Regions from separate parts of the Homo sapiens genome. Here all the other regions are linked to region 3. The links are chromatin contacts, found by Hi-C or POLR2A ChIA-PET in ENCODE. All regions are on one chromosome and are shown on one strand. Each heading gives the region's core, a stretch centred on a gene start or an enhancer-like site at or near the end of the contact. The rest is flanking DNA. Distances are from core to core; before and after follow the strand shown.

What was found. A loop is a pair of places that touch in the nucleus more often than their neighbours do. ChIA-PET counts read pairs that join two places held with the same protein, here RNA polymerase II (POLR2A). Pooled maps may share reads with other maps.
Region 1: a loop to region 3 is called in a map of HCT116, with 2.5 times the contacts of the local background. The contact joins the promoter of AMOTL1 here to the promoter of LNCRNA-IUR in region 3. A Hi-C loop is called at or near these places in 2 of 168 maps with a recorded cell type or tissue (HCT116 and MCF 10A), 1 of 37 single-sample maps with no recorded cell type and 7 of 50 pooled maps.
Region 2: a pooled map shows a loop between it and region 3 (9-fold over the local background). The contact joins the enhancer-like site here to the promoter of LNCRNA-IUR in region 3. A Hi-C loop is called at or near these places in 1 of 168 maps with a recorded cell type or tissue (mammary epithelial cell) and 6 of 50 pooled maps. POLR2A ChIA-PET finds 5 or more read pairs at or near these places in 1 of 52 experiments (PC-9).
Region 4: a map with no recorded cell type shows a loop between it and region 3 (2.2-fold over the local background). The contact joins the enhancer-like site here to the promoter of LNCRNA-IUR in region 3. A Hi-C loop is called at or near these places in 2 of 168 maps with a recorded cell type or tissue (esophagus muscularis mucosa and sigmoid colon), 3 of 37 single-sample maps with no recorded cell type and 10 of 50 pooled maps.
Region 5: a map of ascending aorta shows a loop between it and region 3 (2.5-fold over the local background). The contact joins the enhancer-like site here to the promoter of LNCRNA-IUR in region 3. A Hi-C loop is called at or near these places in 2 of 168 maps with a recorded cell type or tissue (ascending aorta and dorsolateral prefrontal cortex), 4 of 37 single-sample maps with no recorded cell type and 12 of 50 pooled maps. POLR2A ChIA-PET finds 5 or more read pairs at or near these places in 2 of 52 experiments (OCI-LY7 and Panc1).
Region 6: a loop to region 3 is called in a map of CD4-positive, alpha-beta memory T cell, with 11 times the contacts of the local background. The contact joins the enhancer-like site here to the promoter of LNCRNA-IUR in region 3. A Hi-C loop is called at or near these places in 3 of 168 maps with a recorded cell type or tissue (CD4-positive, alpha-beta T cell, CD4-positive, alpha-beta memory T cell and naive thymus-derived CD4-positive, alpha-beta T cell), 3 of 37 single-sample maps with no recorded cell type and 9 of 50 pooled maps.

The regions. Positions count from the first base shown.
Region 1 is chr11:94,766,995-94,769,779 of GRCh38, forward strand. AMOTL1 (angiomotin like 1) reads left to right here and starts at 1,362. Exons shown (of 13, transcript NM_130847.3): 1 at 1,362-1,566. The coding sequence starts at 1,518.
Region 2 is chr11:94,875,444-94,878,278 of GRCh38, forward strand. AMOTL1 (angiomotin like 1) reads left to right here. Exons shown (of 13, transcript NM_130847.3): 13 at 1-1,305. Among named protein-coding and RNA genes, the nearest start is that of CWC15, 97 kb to the right of the region's middle. RefSeq lists an enhancer at 981-1,492. Within about 2 kb of position 1,393, at least 15 of the 41 ENCODE cell types and tissues checked have a DNase peak (open chromatin) inside an H3K27ac peak, as active enhancers do.
Region 3 is chr11:95,149,239-95,152,370 of GRCh38, forward strand. It overlaps LNCRNA-IUR (lncRNA imatinib upregulated), which reads left to right and starts at 1,301. Exons shown (of 3, transcript NR_110303.1): 1 at 1,301-2,510. RefSeq lists enhancers at 1,087-1,628, 1,629-2,170, 1,771-1,900 and a silencer at 2,421-2,530.
Region 4 is chr11:95,500,363-95,503,456 of GRCh38, forward strand. No RefSeq gene overlaps it. Among named protein-coding and RNA genes, the nearest start is that of SESN3, 270 kb to the left of the region's middle. Within about 2 kb of position 1,456, at least 2 of the 41 ENCODE cell types and tissues checked have a DNase peak (open chromatin) inside an H3K27ac peak, as active enhancers do.
Region 5 is chr11:95,452,488-95,455,595 of GRCh38, forward strand. No RefSeq gene overlaps it. Among named protein-coding and RNA genes, the nearest start is that of SESN3, 220 kb to the left of the region's middle. Within about 2 kb of position 1,349, at least 9 of the 41 ENCODE cell types and tissues checked have a DNase peak (open chromatin) inside an H3K27ac peak, as active enhancers do; they include ascending aorta and dorsolateral prefrontal cortex, where a contact is called at or near this core.
Region 6 is chr11:94,788,192-94,791,046 of GRCh38, forward strand. All of the region lies in intron 1 of AMOTL1 (angiomotin like 1), which reads left to right. Among named protein-coding and RNA genes, the nearest start is that of AMOTL1, 21 kb to the left of the region's middle. RefSeq lists enhancers at 665-1,165, 1,166-1,666. Within about 2 kb of position 1,345, at least 5 of the 41 ENCODE cell types and tissues checked have a DNase peak (open chromatin) inside an H3K27ac peak, as active enhancers do.

The sequences.
Region 1 (2,785 bases), core at 112-2,611, 380 kb before region 3:
TGCTGCCTTTTCCTCTTTCTGCTGTGTCTGAACTCCACCACCCTCCCAGGCTTTTCCTTCTGTGTAGTCAGTGCCTCTCTCCGCCCTTCCCAGGCATCTGCAGTACTTGGATCTCCTGCTTTGTTGCTTGCCTGTTTTCTGTTCACACATCTTGTCTTCTTAGACAGATAACAGATCCTTGAAGGGCTGGTCAGCTGCTCTAAGTTTCTTTTGTGTGCTAAGTTTCTTTTGTGTGTACCAGGGTAGATGACTTTAAATGGAGTAGGCATTTCATAAATAATTGTTAAATGATTACATTTGGGCTTTATCTTGAGAGCAGAGTTTACTCAGTAGGAGGGCCCATCAGGGGAATCAGAATCAGGACATGCAACCCACCAGAACTGATGAGAGGTAAAACTGCTGGCAGTCTAGTTAGGGAACTGCCACAATCCAGGGAGGAGTCCCTGAAGGCCGGACCTAGATAGCAGGTAAACAGAGGCAGGGAGCACCAGATAAGAGAGGCTTGGTGTGCGCTAACTCTCCCACTAACATCCTGGGCAGCAACTGTACAGTTACCTAGCTTTCTCTTCTCCAAGCAGTAGAGCTGCCCGGAAAAAGCCAGGCAGAAGTGCTATGGGGCAGGCTCGGGCACCCCAGATTAGGGCTCCAGAGAGCCGCCAGTATAAACCAATATAATGAGGTGGATGAGTAGTTCTCAGCACAGCCTGATTTTAAGAGGTGGGGCAACATTTTCCCAGAGTCGCTTACTTTCTTTACCTCTACTCAGGCAGATAACAGCCTGGGGATTTATGGCCAGAGGATGTACGGTTCTGCGAACACATTTAATATCCGAGGCTGTCAGGTCTGTTTTGGCCCTTCTGTTTGTCAACGGAGCACATAGTAGCAGCTTATCGCCCAATCTCAAGTGCGTGATGGAAGCACTGGGGCCTGGGGAATGCTGAGAAAAGTGTGGCCACTTTCTACCTGGAAATTCCACTTAAGAAGAAAAAAAACCAACCTAAGCAAATCTAGACTTTTGGGCAGATCCGGAAACAGAATTTTGGCCGGCATTGGGCTGGTGGGGAAGGAAGACAAAGTGGAGGGAGAACTGGTGAGTCTGAAATTAATCAAAACCCGGCAGGGGACAAAGGAAGGGATGCTGTCGCCCTCCTAAGTCTCAGGGAGACACGTCAGCTTGAGCTCTGGGCAATTTCAGCCTGGCAGTCTCGCGGCCCGGGGAGGGGCGGCGGGTGTCTGCAGACGGGCTCTAGGGCCCAGCGGCCGGGCGCCACGGCGGGGGTGGAGTGTAGGGTTCTAGTGACGAGCCCGGGCGACCCTCCCCGGCCCGCGCGCGGGGAGCGGGGAGCGCGGACGGCGGCGGGAGCGCGCGAGAAGCTCTAGGACCCAGCAGCGGTTGTCGGGTTTGGGGCTGGAGGTGAAGCCCTGTGTGAATGGGGTTGATTGTCCGGCGCCACTTCCCCGCGCTGCCCGGCAGCCGTCTTCCCCAGCCGAGGGACTGAACTAGCCATGATCGCCTCATGTGGAGGGCAAAGTTGCGCCGGGGAACTTGTGAGCCTGCGGTGAAAGGTAACCAGCCCCCACTCGAGGTGCCGGGAGGGCGTCTCCGAGTCTCCCACGCGAAGAACCCAGTCGCCCCGGGCTCCCCGGGCCCCTGCTGCTCACGGAAGGGGGCAGCTTCTGGGGGCCCGGGGCTGAGATCCCAGATTGTTGTTTTTAAGCGGGTTCCCTTGCCCCGCTCCAGGTCCAGTTGCCTGCGGGCCGGGCCTCAGCGTCTTGCCGCCCCGCGACCCACGTTGACTGAAGTTGTGGCCCCGGGGTTTGGGCCCCGGGGTGCTGCGCGCCCGACGCGGGGCTGGCCTTTCCTGAGGGGCGCAGCCATATGGCCAGACACTCCGAGGCGCGCCCGCGCCCGCGCGCGGGTCTCGCGGCGAGGGAGGGGACGGAAGGGGGTGTCCGGTGCAGCTTTCCCCGGCGCGAGACAAAGGCGCGCGCACCGGCCCGCCCGACGGGCTCTGGCGCTGTGGACTGGACCCTTTCTGCCCGCCGGCCAGACCCGGCTCTGGCGGGTGGGGGCGACGAAAGGGTCGCACCCCAGCCCCAGACGCTCGGATCGCGTTAGCTGCTGCTCCTTCTTTGTTCTCTCCCCAGACAAGTTTCTTTGACAAACTGGAGAGTTACATCCAGCTCCCGCTTGCCTGTTAGGGCTGCCTTTACAATAATCTGCTTTCGCGGGGAGAAAATTTAAACTTTCCAAATGGAACTGTTTTTTCTTGGAATGTGACATTTGTGGCAGGAGGGAGAGTGGTACGTTGGCCGATGACAGCCGAGCGGAACGGTGGCCTAGTGCCGGGACAGGGACCGAGCGTGCCCCATAGGCGGCCGGGCTGGAGGACGCGGCGGCAGAGCAGACGAGCCCTGGCGCGCACCTCTAGGGCCTCCGCTACCTGGACTGCGCTCGCGGCGACGTGTCCAAGTTTCCCCCCTCAGAGCCCCAGGCCGAGAATCCCGGGTATCTGCGCAAAGCTCCCGCGCCTCGCCCACCCTACTCTTCCTATCTTTACTGATGACTAGGAAGACTTTCCTTTTCCATTTTTGTTCGAAGATTTTTGCCTTTTTGGCTTCGGTGTTGGTTTCCTGTCTCCGCGTGGCAAATACCTTTTGGCCGGGCTAGCGTGTGGATCACCTGGACTGGGGTTTCAGAGGTGGGCCCTGAGCGTGCGGCCTCCTGAGACGATGCGGTTTGGACCCAACATTTTGTCCCCATGGTCCCTCAGCTCCCTTTCTC
Region 2 (2,835 bases), core at 143-2,642, 270 kb before region 3:
AACATACAGAAGATCAAAGTGTTCATCTCACCCCGCCCTCCTTAAAAGGTGTCTTTTGGGAGACTATGTGCTCATTGACTATAGTGCTGCCAAGTAAAAATATCTTGGGAACTCTTCTACTAGAATGGCCTTCAGGGCTTGGCATGTTCCTTTGGTTTACCCTTAGAGATGAGAAATCCTCCTCCTTTGAGGATGGATTTAAGTTCTGGAAATAATCTCAAGTGCTTGATAGCACAGTTGGATGAAAAAAGATGGCAATTAAGGTAAGTTACACCATTTTTGTTTCTAAAAAAATCCCTAAGAAATTTCTTGGAATGAGTCTTTGGCCTCAGAGCCTCTCAAAGTGTCCACTTCAAGGGGGGATCATCCTCATTAGCACACAGATTTTTAAAAATCAATTCTCTTGCCATGCCTCCTATGTGTTCACATCTCTGCATACACTACAGATATAAGTGCATAATCATTCATATAAACATCTGGTAGGTATTCTGTAAAACTGTGTTTACTTTAGTGCATGTTATTGTCATGTTATGATGTGACTGGGGTGTTTCTTTGTCATGAAACTTTGCTTCTTCACAGAATTAGAATACTGCTCTCTCTATATTGAACTACATATACAGCGTTTTCTTGTATCAGCCCCCAAAGTCTGGATGCCCGGTGTTGTGTTTACATGTGATTGTGCCTAGGAGTCTGTTCACATAGAGACACCTGTAAGTATTTATTACAAAACGGAATGTAAGCAAATATATCCACATTGGTTTTATTTGAATCAAGGTGTTTTTTTGTTTTTTGTTTTTTTTCCTTTTGAGGAGGAACAGGGAGCCTCCTCCTCCATGAGCACTTACAGAATTGTGTAAAATTCTGTGAAACAGTGGTAAGCATGGGCACCCGATTTCAGCTGTCCTGCTGCCGCTGCCCTCCAACCTGCTCTGTGTGTGTGTGTCGCTGTGCTTGGTGGCAGTGTGCCGTGCTCGTGCCGGCTCTTCCCAGCAGACTGGTATCTGGCTGTAACGTTTGACGTCTTCATATTGCCAGTCTGTATTGAGGGGTGATGTACATGGCCATACAGCCAAATGGGTCTGTGTACCAGTGTGGGGATTCCAAGAACACTGCCTGTCCCCCACAGCAAATATTGATGCTGTTGGTCAGCCAAAGATTTTCCTCTCCTTTGCTGCTTAAACTTGTGCCTTAATATTGTACATAATAAATGGATAAAATGGCAAAATGACTCTTTTCTCTCGCTTGCTCCTTTCTTCCTTAAAGAACTTATAAACTGATGCTCAATAAATGTTTCATTTCATTGTACCCCACTTAATGTTTTGCTTCAGAGGCCCTCGGCTCCCCCCTTGTGGGCCTCACGCTGACACCAACACGCAGCTCTTGACTCTGAGGAGGAAATGAATCATCCAGACCATCGCAGCTTGCAGCCCGCCCACTCCTGGCTCCTCCAGACAAATAAGGAGAAAGGAAACGCAGGGAGACTGTGTGCCTGGGTGTCCACTTTGATCACATGTGAGTGTCCACTTTTGAGGTTCCTTAGTTCAGAGCCTGCAAATGATCACTGTAAACTGGCTCTGTCTCAGGAATTCACCCAGGCAGCCTGGAGTCAGCCATGGCTCTCTGAGCCTGAGGATGGAAATGGGAGATGGGAGCTGTTTTGTCAGTGTCTTGGGGTCACAGGAGAAGAAAGCGGGACTTTGGTGGGAAGGAGTCACACGGTAAATGGGCGAAATCCAGGCCAGGAGCCTCAGAGACTGAAGCAGAACAGAGTAAGACTCATGAGAATCTCCACATGAAGGCCCCTCCCCTGGGATCACTGTGTTTAAGAGAGAGTGGTTCCTGCTGTTTATTCTCTGGTCATGCCTTTTCAGCGAAAGCCTGTCTCCTCACCCACCCCCAGCCCTAGCATAGGAAAAGCTTCCTTGATGTGAGCTCTGGGGGAGTGTGAAGGATGCATCTCTAGCCCCCGAGTAATCATCAGTGTGATTTATATGCATTATCTTCTTCAGTCACAACAACCTCGTCATCATCCCCACTTTAAACCCCAGGAGACTGAAACTCAAACAACCCTGGGCAAGTAATGTGCAAAAGATGGCAGGGTGGGGATTTGAACCCAGGTCTACCTGTTGCAGAGTCAAGGGACTTGCATGTGCAAGTTGGGTGGATGCTGGGAGGCAGGAGGCTCATGCTCCTGTCTGCCTGGCTTCTTGTCTGTCCTGCTTCTACCCCGAGGACTCCTCTGCAGGGAGCGCCATCTGTGTGCGTGTGCAAATATGACTCAATTCACGTAAAGATGCACTCTTGCAGCTCCCCAGTCTCTACCTGTCAGGATGACTCCAGGAAGACAGCTGGAGTACTGCATTTGTGTTTAGGGTTTGTATGACCCTTCCGAGTTGTCACCTTCCCACGCTGATCCCACATGTGTACATCATGCGAGCCACCCCCTGAGCTCTGACCTTTCTCTTGGCCCCTTGTACACCCCAGGAGAGAAGTTCTCAATCCCAGCAGTTCTTTGTAGTCATTCCAAGTGGTACACGTCTGTGCCCTGAAGGAACACTGGCCTCCATTCTGACATCTGGGCTGGGGCCTCAGGAACCACAAGAGATAGCAATGTGTTTTAAGTTGCGCAGGCCCATCGTGATAAGGAATTAGGTCACAAATGGGAAATAAATCAGAAGCAATGAAATTCCTTTCTTAAAGTTCTGTGTTGTCAAAATAAAAGAAGCTTTCTGTCATAAAAAAATGTCATTATGGTTTACTGTTTCTGTTGCCTTTTTATCAAGCATGACAGGGTATCTTTGATGTGCTTCCTTTATCTGCCTCTGTTCCTGGCAG
Region 3 (3,132 bases), core at 51-2,550:
GTAGCATGCAGGAAGTTAGCAAAAAAGTGCTCAAGGGGAACACACGTGGGGAAGGGGAAAACTCAGGATTAGGCAAAGGAGAAGGTGGGCAGGTAGAACTAGAGCCAAGCAAATGCCAGCCAGCCTTTTTGGAGGGTTTGGGTGGATAACGGACAATGTCAAAAACAGCATTAATTTTCAATCCTGGGTGGTGGAAAGACTATATATATGTATGTATATATGTATGTATGTATGTATGTGTATGTGTGTATGTATGTGTGTATGTATGTGTGTGTATGTATGTATGTATGTATGTATATGTATGTGTGTATGTGTGTGTGTGTATGTATGTATGTATGTGTGTATGTATGTATGTGTAATTTCTCTATGTCAGACACTGCTGGGTTTGTGCTCCCCTCTATAATCTACTGATTGTGGGACTTCACACGAGGTACAAAACATAAGTGACCTAATAAGCCCTCTAGACAGGGCTTCAGGGAGGAGCCAAGGCTGGCACATAGTCAGAGGGCAGGAAAAGTTCCACTCCCTCCGTGTGATTAGGAGGGCTGCTTTGTTTTCTTCCCAGGCAGAGACCTCAAAGAAAAGTGTGACTTGTGGCAATCATTGGAATGCTCTAACGGGAGGGAGCCCTAAGCTAAGGGGAGGGGCTGTATCAGCCCCGGGAGGGCGAGGGACAAAGGGGCATTGTTTCCCTGGAGGGCAGGCTGGGGCAAGGCTGACTCCACTGCCGGCCTGGGCGTGGGCAGGTTTGCTCCCGGGAGGAGAAGGCCTCCATCCTGGCCCACAATAGCCAACCCAAAACAGTTCTGGCAAAATTAAAAGACGCAGGAAAATGCCAGCGACCGTTTATTTTCTCCTAGGGTAGATGGGGGAGAAAGCAGCTCCTTTTTCTGGGCTGAATGGAGTCTCAGGGAGGGGGCTAGGTGACAGCATCGCCCTTTCCTCTCCGGCTATTGCGCACCTTCTGGAGCCTCGCTCAGCCTGCTCCCTCCGGCGTAATACGCCAATGCTGCTACCCACAACGCACAGACCAGAAACCAGGATAGACAGAAGCCTAGAATGGCCTGGCATCGAGCAGGCCCAGCGCAAACGCAAGGTCTCTTCCTCTCCTTTCGGTGAACCCCACGCCCAGTCCCGAGAGAGAGAGCGGATGCTCATTTCCGAAAGCTGGCAATCCTGCAGTGGCCACTGGAAAAATACATATACGTGTGTGTGTGTGTGTGTGTGTGTGTGTGTGTGTGTGTGCGCGCGCGCGCACACAGTGCATATCGTGCCCATCTACAAGGAAACCTGGAGGCTCCACAAACAACTTTGAGTCCCGGGAGGGCGGAGGTGGAGAGAGATTCTCCGCTTGGATAAGGGCGGCTGGATAGCCGAGTACTCTCTTTTGGGGCTGTTGGCCGTCTCCGGAGTCTCGGGAGCGCCTTGATGTCCCTTCCCAGGGCTCGGGTTCCTTTGAGAGAATCAAGAGGAAGGTGTTTTTCACTAGGACTCGCGGTGGGCCCCACCTGCCTACCGTGGCCGGCCGGGAGCTATTACAGCAGGGTCTGCCCGTCCGACGACGGCGGCTCCAATCTGGGGTCCCGCCGGCGCCGACCCCTCAGCTCTCTCCCGATACCTGCTGGCCTCTCTCATCTTTGGTGGCACTCGCCGCCACGGGGACGGTGAGATCAAAGAGGTAGACCTAGGCCAGGAGGGACTGCCAGGGCTCCTTCCCGCGGGCCAGCCTCTCGTCCTTCCTCCCGGGACGGGGCTCTTTCCCTTTCTCCGGATGCGGGCCTTTGAGAGTCAGCGACGCCTTAGACTCCTCCCAGAAAAATGCACCCTCATCTACCCAATTCTGCCCTACCCTTTGGAGCTCCTGGACCCTCTAACCGCTCGGTGGGGTCAGAGCCCACCCCCGGAAGGGCCGCTGGTCGGGGACTGGTTCGCCCTCTCCTGGCCTCCTCGGACCAGTGCGCGGGGAGGATCCCGCTAACGCCGGGCGCCTGCAGACCTTGAGCGGCCTCGCCCTGGTGACCTCCCCGGGAAAGGCTGGGCGGTGCTTCCACAATGAGGGCCACCTGTTAATTTGCACGAGAAAGTGCTGCCGAGGGCCCACACGTGCGAATCCACCTGTGGAGTGCGTCCCCTCTCTGGGGCCAAGGCCTAGGGGAGGCCGAAGCGGAGAAGTTGCCTGAAGACTGGGAAGTAAGAGTAGGGGCGTCGGAGGAATCGAAGTTGCAGTGACATCAGGCTCGGACAGCCGGCGGACTCCTCGCAAGGTGATCGGATACTTCCGAGAGCCCCACAGTCCTCCTGGGCCTTTGCCCTCGCGTCTGGGATGCGCTCGGGCGCCCCCAGTCTGCGATGCGTTCGTACCTCCAGTAGGGTGACGTTTTCGCCGGGCCCCTCTGCGAACAGTCTCCGCCCTCCTCCACTGTGAGATATTTCACAGTTTCACCCGCAGAGGGCAACCTTATTCCAAGTTCCCGAGCGCCCTAGGCCTCTTTCTCCTCCCTGCCTAACTGGTGAGGTGGGACTTCAATGCCTTTTAGGTTTACAGTCTTTTCCTCCCCACGGCTTCTCTTTCCTCCCCGTCTCAGGCACTGGGCATTTCCAGTCGATCCAGCAGGTCTGGCTTCTCTCACATATGCAGTAAGGGTTAGGGGAGAAGGTCCCAGCTCCTCTTGTCTCTAGCAGAGTGTAAACTGGCTCTGCTGAGGAGGTGGCTGTGCTTTTATTCCTTCTCCTGAGAACTGTTTATATATTAAGGAGCTTCACAGCCTCCAACATAAGGAAAGCAGGTAGGAACTGATCATATAACGCTTTGTAAATGTTTTAGACTTTGGCTTTAATGGGAAAGAAATGGGGAGCCATTCGTGGGTTTTTGAGCAGCAGGTGGACATTGCTTTTCATAATGACCACGCCAGCTGCTGTTTGGAGAATAGACTGTAGGGGTCACTGCGCAAATTGGAGGCCGCGATCCAGGTGAGAACCAGGTGAAACAGAGCTCGGGCCATGGAGTGGCGCTGGAGGTAAGGAGAAACACTCAGACTCTGGGTATGTTTTTTGAAAGTAGGATAAAAGGCCGGGCGCGGTGGCTCACGCCTGTAATCCCAGCACTTTGGGAGGCCAAGGTGAGCGGATCAA
Region 4 (3,094 bases), core at 206-2,705, 350 kb after region 3:
TTCTTTCTAATTAAGAGAAAAATATTTAACTAAAGTTATTTTAAAATAGTAAAATAAGAGGGGGTATTACTCTTCTGGTTGCTGAGGATAAGGAGGTGAATCAAGCCAAGTCCTTGCCCTTGTTAAAAGAGAAACTTCAGATAAATTAAATTTAGAAGAGTTTATTTCTGTGGAGAACAATCGATGAATTGGGCAACACTCAGAACCAGAAGAGGTTCAGAAAGCTCCACCCAGCAGTATGAGTGATGAGCTTTCATAGGCCAGACACAGAAACACAGTAGAGAAATCACCTGATTATTTGCAGCTAGCATCTGCCTTATTTGGGCATGATGTGCTGAGTTAGCTGCCTGTGACTGGATGAAGCTTGGCTGTTTTTTATACTCCTAAGTTAGCTTTTGGTTTGTTTATGTACAAGTTAGATTGCAGTTCATTATGTAGGAGCTCAAAGAACAGAGACAGCCTCAGGCTAATGGTGTACTGCTTATATAATTTAATACCCTCATGAAACTTACATTCTTAATGCAGAGAGAGATGCAAGACAAGGAAAGACATAAGTAGGATAATTAGCAAGCCTATTTAGTTCTGATCTTATGCGTCAAGACCTTCAGTAGGGGGTCTACTGGAAAACTGTGGATACCAGGTCACACACTATTGTTTTACATTTTGCAGATAAAGAAACCAGGGCTTGGAGTGGTTAAATAAGTTGCCCAGAATAACTAATTAATTAAGTGGCAAAGTTACAATTATCTCACAGGACATCCAGTTCGTAATCGTTCCATGACACTCACTGTAATTTTCTGGAGAGCTTAAGCCACACCTTTTTTTTAACCTTTATACAACAAGTATTAGAAAAATAGAAACTTATATTGCTGCCATAATGAGGGTGAACATGCTGAAGAACCGTGTGTGGAACTTTTGCTAACAATGAGACTTTGCTTAAAAGGATTCCTCTACTCCATCAATATTTTTGTGTTTTTGTTTGTTTGTTTGTTTGTTTGTTTGAGATGGAGTCTCGCTCTGTCCTCCAGGCTGGACTGCAGTAGTGCAATCTCGGCTCACTGAAACCTCTGCCTCCCAGGTTCAAGCGATTTTCCTGCCTCAGCCTCCCGAGTAGCTGGGATTACAGGTGCATGCCACCATGCTCGGCTAATTTTTGCATTTTTAGTAGAGATGGGATTTCTCCATGTTGGCCAGGTCCATCCACATTTTGATGGGAGTGTTGGATTTCCTGACAGACCCAGAGCTGATTGGTCCTATTTGCCTTGTTTTCTCTTGCAGTAGCCACCTTTCGGGAATCTGATTGGAGTCACACTTGAACTTAGAGAACTTGTGGCCTTGAGTTTTGAAATTCACTGAGCAGGGAGACTGGAGACAGTTCTTAAAAAATAATTAGTTCAGTTGACCCTCCTTTCCCTCCAACACTTGAAGAACTTGGCTGGAGGAGCTGTGGAAAGTGTGAGGCAAGGAATTGAATTCATCCTGCTCACCAGTCATCAGTCAGCAGGCAGAGTGCTTTTTAACAGAGTGAGCTGTCTGCCCTCTATGTACAGAATAACCCTACTGCCTGGGGTCATCTCAGGAAGACTGGTGCACTGATCTAAGCATTACCTCACTACCCCACAGGAGATTTATGGGCCCTGGAAGGAGGACCCGTGCTGGTGGAGGGACTCCAGCTCATCCCACCTGCCCCAGGGTCAGGCAGCCAGGAGACAGTCTCCGCAGCTCTGACAGCAGGGTCAAAAATCAGGAGACCTAAGCTCAAGCCCATGCCCCTATAGTCACCTTTATGGGCTGATGAATGTAGGCAGGCACATCTCTCCTGGGGCAATCACACACATTTATTGATGTGGAAGCACTGATCTCATTGCTTTTTAAATAACTCACTGTCTTGCTAACTCATTAAATCCCAGTCATTTGCAGCTGGCTTCCCAGAAATCAGGAGAAGGAAGCTAACTTCTTCTTAAGGTCTCTAATAAGACCTTGACATTACAGAACACCTTCCTGAAAGGACCTCAAAGCTTTAGTATCATTCATCCTGCCCTCAATTTACAGGTAGGAAAATGGAGGCATCAATTAAGCAACTTGCCTGCAGCACAGAGTGAGTCTGGGGAAAAAAGATAGAACCTGCACCCAGCCGGTCTGGAATCCTTCCTAGGAAGAACCTTCCTTATTTGAGTTACAGAAGGTGCCAGGTCCTAGCATAATCACCACATCGAAGCAATTTCCTCATCCCTGCAAACAAACCTAATTGATTTTCATTCATTTTAAAGTAACCGATAGTAACTTTCTTTTCAAAACAACTAGAAAAACCCATGGGAGCTTTCTTTATAGACTGTCTGGTACTGTGTTGGGGTTGTGAGGGACGGATATCGTGTGCGTAATTTTTAAAGCACTTGCATCATATGCTAGGCCAATATTTTATCCAATGTTTTCCTTAAAATCAAGAGTGACTTCCAATTTATCTGTAATTCCTTGACCCAGTCTTCAGACTAAAAACCTTGGAATCATCCTGGACTCCTTTCTTTCTCTCCCCCTCCTCCCCCAATAGTCAGGAAATCCTATTGCTTTCACCATCAAAGTAAATCCACAATCCAACTACTTCCCACCTCGGCTATTGCTCCCATTGTGGTCTGAGCCACCAAGATCTCACACCTGGATTTCTGAACTAGCATCCTGATTCTTCTCGTTTGAGTCTATTCCTAACATTGCAGTCAGAGTTATTATGTTAAAATATTAAGTTAGATCATCTTACTTCTCTTCTCAAAACCATCTGGTAACTTCTGGTCTCCCTCAGAGTAAAAGCCAAAGTACACACACACACACACACACACACACACACATACACACACACACACTGGCCTCAAGACTCCACATGCTATAGCCCTCCTCAGAGTTGGCAGCTGCCTTCCCTCTCTGAGGTCATCTTCCTCCCTTGGTGACTCTGTTCCAACCTTAGGCCCCTGCCTATTCCTATCCAGCACAGTTCTAACTCAGGGCATTTGCACCAGCTGTTTCTTCTGTCTGGTTTGTTCTTCCTATAGATATCCACACAATTAACCCTCTCCTTCAAGTTTTTCTCAATTCTAAAGATGAC
Region 5 (3,108 bases), core at 99-2,598, 300 kb after region 3:
TTTATTTGTCTAATTCATAAATATTCACTGTATGCCTACTCTTTATACAATTTTATTAGTTGCTGGGTAATGCAGGGATAATATCTTCATGAAATCTTTAATTTCACAAAGAGGGACTGGTATACAACTAGCTCTATTATGATGTAGAATAAAATGTGTGCTTTAACTCTCACCTAATCATCATAAACTGTGGCCTGTAACACTTCACTTCTTAAGAAATCTATAATACTCTTTCAAAGTTCAACCCAGGGTAGGATCTATGGGAAAGTTTTGCCACTTTCCTGGCAACCTAACCTCAACCTTCCATGGTCAGGAAAAGAGAAGGAGGGTTAAGTGGGAGCTGTTGTTTCATTGGAAACCACGTATGTGTTTACATGGTGCTGCTTTGTGGCCTCTAGAAGCCTTCCCAGCCCCTCCCTTCCTTTCTCTCTTCCTCCCTACGATTGTGCGATTGTGTGGCATCGCCGGCATCTCCTGGAGTTTGCTCATCTGTCCTGCTCTCCCAGGGCAGGGTGAGCGAAGGCTTAGCTGTGACAATCTAGTGCCCATTTTGTTCAACTTTGCCATCTCCTCTTCCCGGAACTCAGCTGTTTTATTTGTAAAATAGGCCAAATTAGATTGGAACTCAGGTCATTGGATATGTAGCATTCCCTTCTATCCATTACAAACAGCACTAATGAATCAACGCATTCCTTTTGCTGAGCCTGAACCCACGCAAGCCTTCACAAACTCAATACCCACTTCCAAGCAGCTCCACCAAGCTATCAGACTTGGATCCAGAGTCAGATGATCTCCAGGCATCTTTGGTAATGACAATAATACTCTCTGACCCCCTTAAAATGTTTTTTAAGGCACTTTTAGGTAGATAATCTCATAAGCACTCTGAGAGTGGGGTGGCATCTGTTATTTTTGTCCCCTAACCTCACTGTGCTCAGCTCTCAAGTCTCAAGGAAAGCTCAGCAAATATTTGAGAACTGAAAAAGACCCTGCTCCTCCTGACCCCTCCTTCTGATCTTTGCTTCTATTCCCTCACCAGTATGTCTTTTCACAGTCACAGGTACTAGTCTCATTCTCACTGCCTGTTTGACCTGGAATTACGTGAGCTCATAGGTTCATCTAGTCCATCCCTCTGCTCCCAAATAGGCTATTTCACATTCCAGCACTGACAAGTGCTGAGCCTGTTGAAGAAGGACAGCTGTCAGGCCCAAGAGCCCTTTCTTGGAATGCCTGCTGGTAAAACCAAGATCATTGGGCCTGTTTGTGGATGACTAGTTGGCTTAAAGGATTCCAAATCTTGCCTGTGGATTTTTCTTTCTGAACATATCATTAGATCTGAGGGTGTGCCAAACCAGCTCGGAGGCAAGGCTTTGTCACTGCGCCTTTTCATTCATTATTATTTCTCAGGCAGATCTATTTCTCATTGACTGGGGCCTCTTGGGCCCCTCCCTTGCCTTGTCATGCTCAGAACAGCCTGTTTGGCCGCCCTCCAGGGACCGCACTGGCCCAGAGGTGCTGTCGCCTGCCTCTCCTGACTGGTGGGGACAGGCCTGAGCTAAGGCTGCCTTTGTTCTTTCACAGTGGGTTATTTTCCCTTGGGCTTGGATGGCTCAGCAAAAGTTACTGGACGCTCGGCAGGGTGGGAGCCCTGAGCTGCACAGTTTATATTGGAAACTGTGGACATTGTTCTGGATCATCTGCATGGTGCCAGCATTTTTCCTTTTTGTCTGACAGGGTGAATAGTATGGCATGGGAATGGGGTGGGGATAGGGTCAGGCACGAGTCCATGCAGTCTGCCTTGCATTGCGCAGAGTTCTTTCCCAGCAGTGCCAATGCCGGCTCTGGCAAAGGAGGGGAGTGACCCAGGGAGGGCGTTGGTGAGACCGCTGTTTAGACTCAATCTTTAAAACCATAGACACCTTCAGGCACAGGCAGGACAAAAGGAAAAGAGAGAGGATGACAGGGAAACAAAGATGGTAATAGATTTAGGGGCATAGGAGAGAAGGTAGAAAATGAGAAAGTGTTTCTTCAATGAATCCCTTCTAGATATTACTCTAGTCATCTCATTTGAGGTCCTACAGCATCTATTATATATACCAAATCTTTCACTCCCTACTGTATACAAGTGTGTGACTTAAATTCCGCTCTAGGCTTGCTTTCCCCTCAGAGATTCTCCTACTCTTTGGCCTGAATTCTACTTCACAGTGAGTGTCCATCAAAAGCTCTTTGCTATACTGTCTCCCAGCCTCACTTCCTAAGCATTCTCAGAGCTTCCACTCCTGAGACTACGTGGCCTCCCTTATCGCATGTCATCTACCTCAAAGCTGCCAATTTACTTGGGGGTAAATCAAATCCACTTGAGCCACAAATCTCATCAATGCAGTGAGTTCACTAAAGAGTTGGGAGTAAAGGCATTATCCCAACACAATTTATGGCTGCAGTCTTGCAACTAGCTCTTCTCTTTTGACTTTGCTACCTTTCTCCTAAGTCTATGCCTCCACCTTGCATTTCCCTTGGTGTGAAGCTATCTTTTAGCTCTCTCTTTTCCCTTCTGACACTATTTGACAGTGAATATTTCCTGTGCTAACCTCTGGAAAATAAATACATGTCCTTCCATTTGGATAGCACTTTAGAGTTTACAAGATGTTTTCATAAACCTCATTGTAGAAAAATCTTCACAACGATCTCATGAAACTCAGATTATAATCCAGCTGATTTCTGCACTTTAAATCTAGGTTGTTTTCCCCCATGTTTAATGACCATCTACCTCTCAGGAAGAACCAGGAACTCTTGCAGAGTTAGGACAGGGAATGGGGAGCTGGGTCTCTGAGGGTGGGGTAGAGGGTGAGAAGGTCTCAGCGGGTAGAGGCCTTGGTGGTGAACAATGCAAATCTTACAGAAAACTTTTTACTTCAAGCCACCCACATTTTTTTTTCTTTCTCAGGCCCCAATATTTGCCTGGTTTATTTCATTTTCTCTTTTGTAAACCACAGCTTCTAACCATGGTTACTCTTGATTTACTCATTCATTCCTTCATTCATTCCCTTGCTCTTTACCCAACATTTCCTGGTGTCTACAACATTCCAAGCAGTGGTGCTTCTCTTTCCTGTG
Region 6 (2,855 bases), core at 95-2,594, 360 kb before region 3:
CTAACATTGAAAGGATTTACTTAGGTGACTATCAGGAAGGGAACATGGTAGGTAATAGTTGGAAGTTGAACTACCTAATCTCTAATTTATTTTCCAGCTCTAACATGTTAGGAAAATAATGTACTCATGCTTTTAACCCCCTTCTCCTTACCCATAACTAAGCTACGCTGAACTCTCTATTCCTTAAAGAGACAACACTTTCATAACCCAGTCCTATGCTTTTGTTTTTCCCATGTTGGGCCGATCTTCCCTCACTACCACCTTCTCCACACCCCACAGTGGATTAACATCCTCCTCATTTTCCCTCCGGTTCAATTTCAGCCCACATATCTCTTTCTCCTTGTCACTGAAGCTCTATGTCCCTTCCGTCAGTCAACAGGTAGTAATGATTACTCATGGAACTCCAAAGCAGTATGTTCCTTTAACATACTTTGCAATAAAAATGGGTAGTTGTGTGCACGTTGGTCTCTGGAACCAAATCGTAAAATCCTAAGGGCCAAGGACAGTCTTACTCATTTCTTGCTATTTATAGCTCCACTCACAGTGATCTCTTGGACTCAATTGTTACTTTAAAGGTTAAGCATGTGCTCTGCATTTTGGTTTATATTGATAATATCTCAAAGATTTTTAAGTAAGCATTACAAAGTTAAACTTCAGACAAGTTTGAAGTTATTCAACACACATTCCACTTTCAGAGAGAGTCTAAGTTAAATAGGTGTCGGGGTCTTGATTTCACTTGTTTTCTGGAACATATGGATTGGTCCAGGGTTTAGAATTCAAGTTTGATGCCCATTCAAAAGACCTGCCATGTAGGGGTTGGGAATCTTGTAAACCCCACCCCTCAACCCCCAACTCCAAACCTCGGGTTTCAGGTAATGGTTGCTTGGGGGAAAAGAGAGTGAGAAAGCATATTCCAGGGAGTGCTTTTAGTTTAGTGGTGGAGCTTACTGTTTCCTTTTTATTTATTTCTGTATTTTTATTTTTTGAGACAGAGTCTAGCTCTGTCACCCAGGCTGGAGTGCAGTGGCGCAGTCTTGGCTCACTGCAACCTTTGCCTCCTGGGTTCAAGTGATTCTCCTGCCTCAGCCTCCCGAGTAGCTGAGACTACAGGTGCCCGCCACCATGCCTGGCTAATTTTTGTATTTTTAGTAGAGACAGGGTTTCACCATGTTGGCCAGGCTGGTCTCGAACTCCTGACCTCAAGTAATCCACCCTCCTCGGCCTCCCGAAGTGCTGGGATTACAGGCTTGAGCCACCGTGCCCGGCACTGTTTCCTTTTTAAAAACATGTGTTGCATGCAGGTGTTTGGAGGAGGCACTGCTGCCTGTCAGTGCTGCCCTTAAGATTGTGAATCAGCTAATCCAGATGAGCTGGCTTGGTTTCACATGAGGACTCCTAAACAGGCTGGCCCTTATTTTTCAGGTACTGGTCATAGGTTCTCCAGCCCTTTTGAAAACATTGTTTCCAGGGTATCCTTCTCCTTGAGCGGAGTATTCGGCTCCCTAGAAAAACCTCGAGTTCTGCCGGAATCAGAAGGCTTGATGGCTTACATTTAACTTTGAGGCTGCTGGCACACTCAGCAAATTCCTTAGCTCTTTGAAAGGTAAGATAGAAGCCACAGAATTGTTTGTTGCTGTGGTTAAAATCTCTGTTATAAAGTTATAGGAGGTTATTGTAATCTAGACAGTGAAATTGTTTTTAAATCATTAGGAGGTTTTGGATTACATGTAGCTGGCAGAAAGCTTTGCCCGTTGGTGACATAACACCTGGGAGTTGTTCTGCAGTTAGTGGTCTCTTTGAGGAATGGGTCGCTGGCCTGTAGAGTTGAAAGCACTAGTATTTGCTGCATAGGGGAGAGTAAGGGCCCCCTCATCTTACGGAGCTGAAAGGTACAAGGAATTATCTGGAATTCTCATAGAGACTGGCTTTGGAGGGATCTTTGTCTTTTCTTTAACTCTTACTTGGTACTGAGAACATTCCAGAGAATACCGCCATGTTCTTGCCATCAGTCAGCACGTAGTAAGAAGCATATGTCTTACATGCTACATGCTTGCAGAAATTAGCAAGTACACAGTACACTGCCTGTCTTCAAAGGGTAATGACTTCACCAGGGCCATAACACCAGCCTATTAAATGACTACTGCAAAATACTAGGCAGGTGAAATTTAAGTACCACAAGTTTTGTGTGCCTCAGATCATAAGTGTGGTGACAGTTGAGGGAAGGGAGATCAGTCAGGGCATGGGGGATGGTGTTGAGAGGCGTTCTAGAGGCGGTAAACTGAAGAGGTACATTTACTAGGATGAACTTTAGAGTAGTTAGGGGTGCATGTGAAGCCAGAAGGTGGCACTTGGAGAATGAGGATGACATGTTCACAGGATGCTGGGATGCTGAGGGGACCAGCAGGACTATGCACAGCTAAAGGGGGCCCTGTTTAGAGACAGCCTTGAAAACCACAAAAATTCCACCCTGAAGTTATAGTCCAAATCATTATGTGTAAGGGAGTGGCATGCCGGCAGTGGAATTTAAGGACAAGGGACTTCCTAGTTGTGTGTATTGTATGATAGCGGAATGACAGTTTCACGTCCTCCAGGGTTTAAACCTCATGGAGACTTTGAGCCTGTTGTATTAATGGCCTGTGGACAGATTCAGGAACTGACCCTTGGGAATTAGTAGTTCCAGTGGCAGGTGAATCAGAGGAGTGGCTCACCACGGTTTCTGTTGCTCCTCTTGCCTCCCCCAGACAACTCACTTCATTCACCTTAATTCATTTTTTTTCCCTTCAACAATGAAGCCGTTGTTATTGCCACTCTTGAGTAGGGAAAATAGTCTTGCTCAGAGTCACATTAGCTAAAGG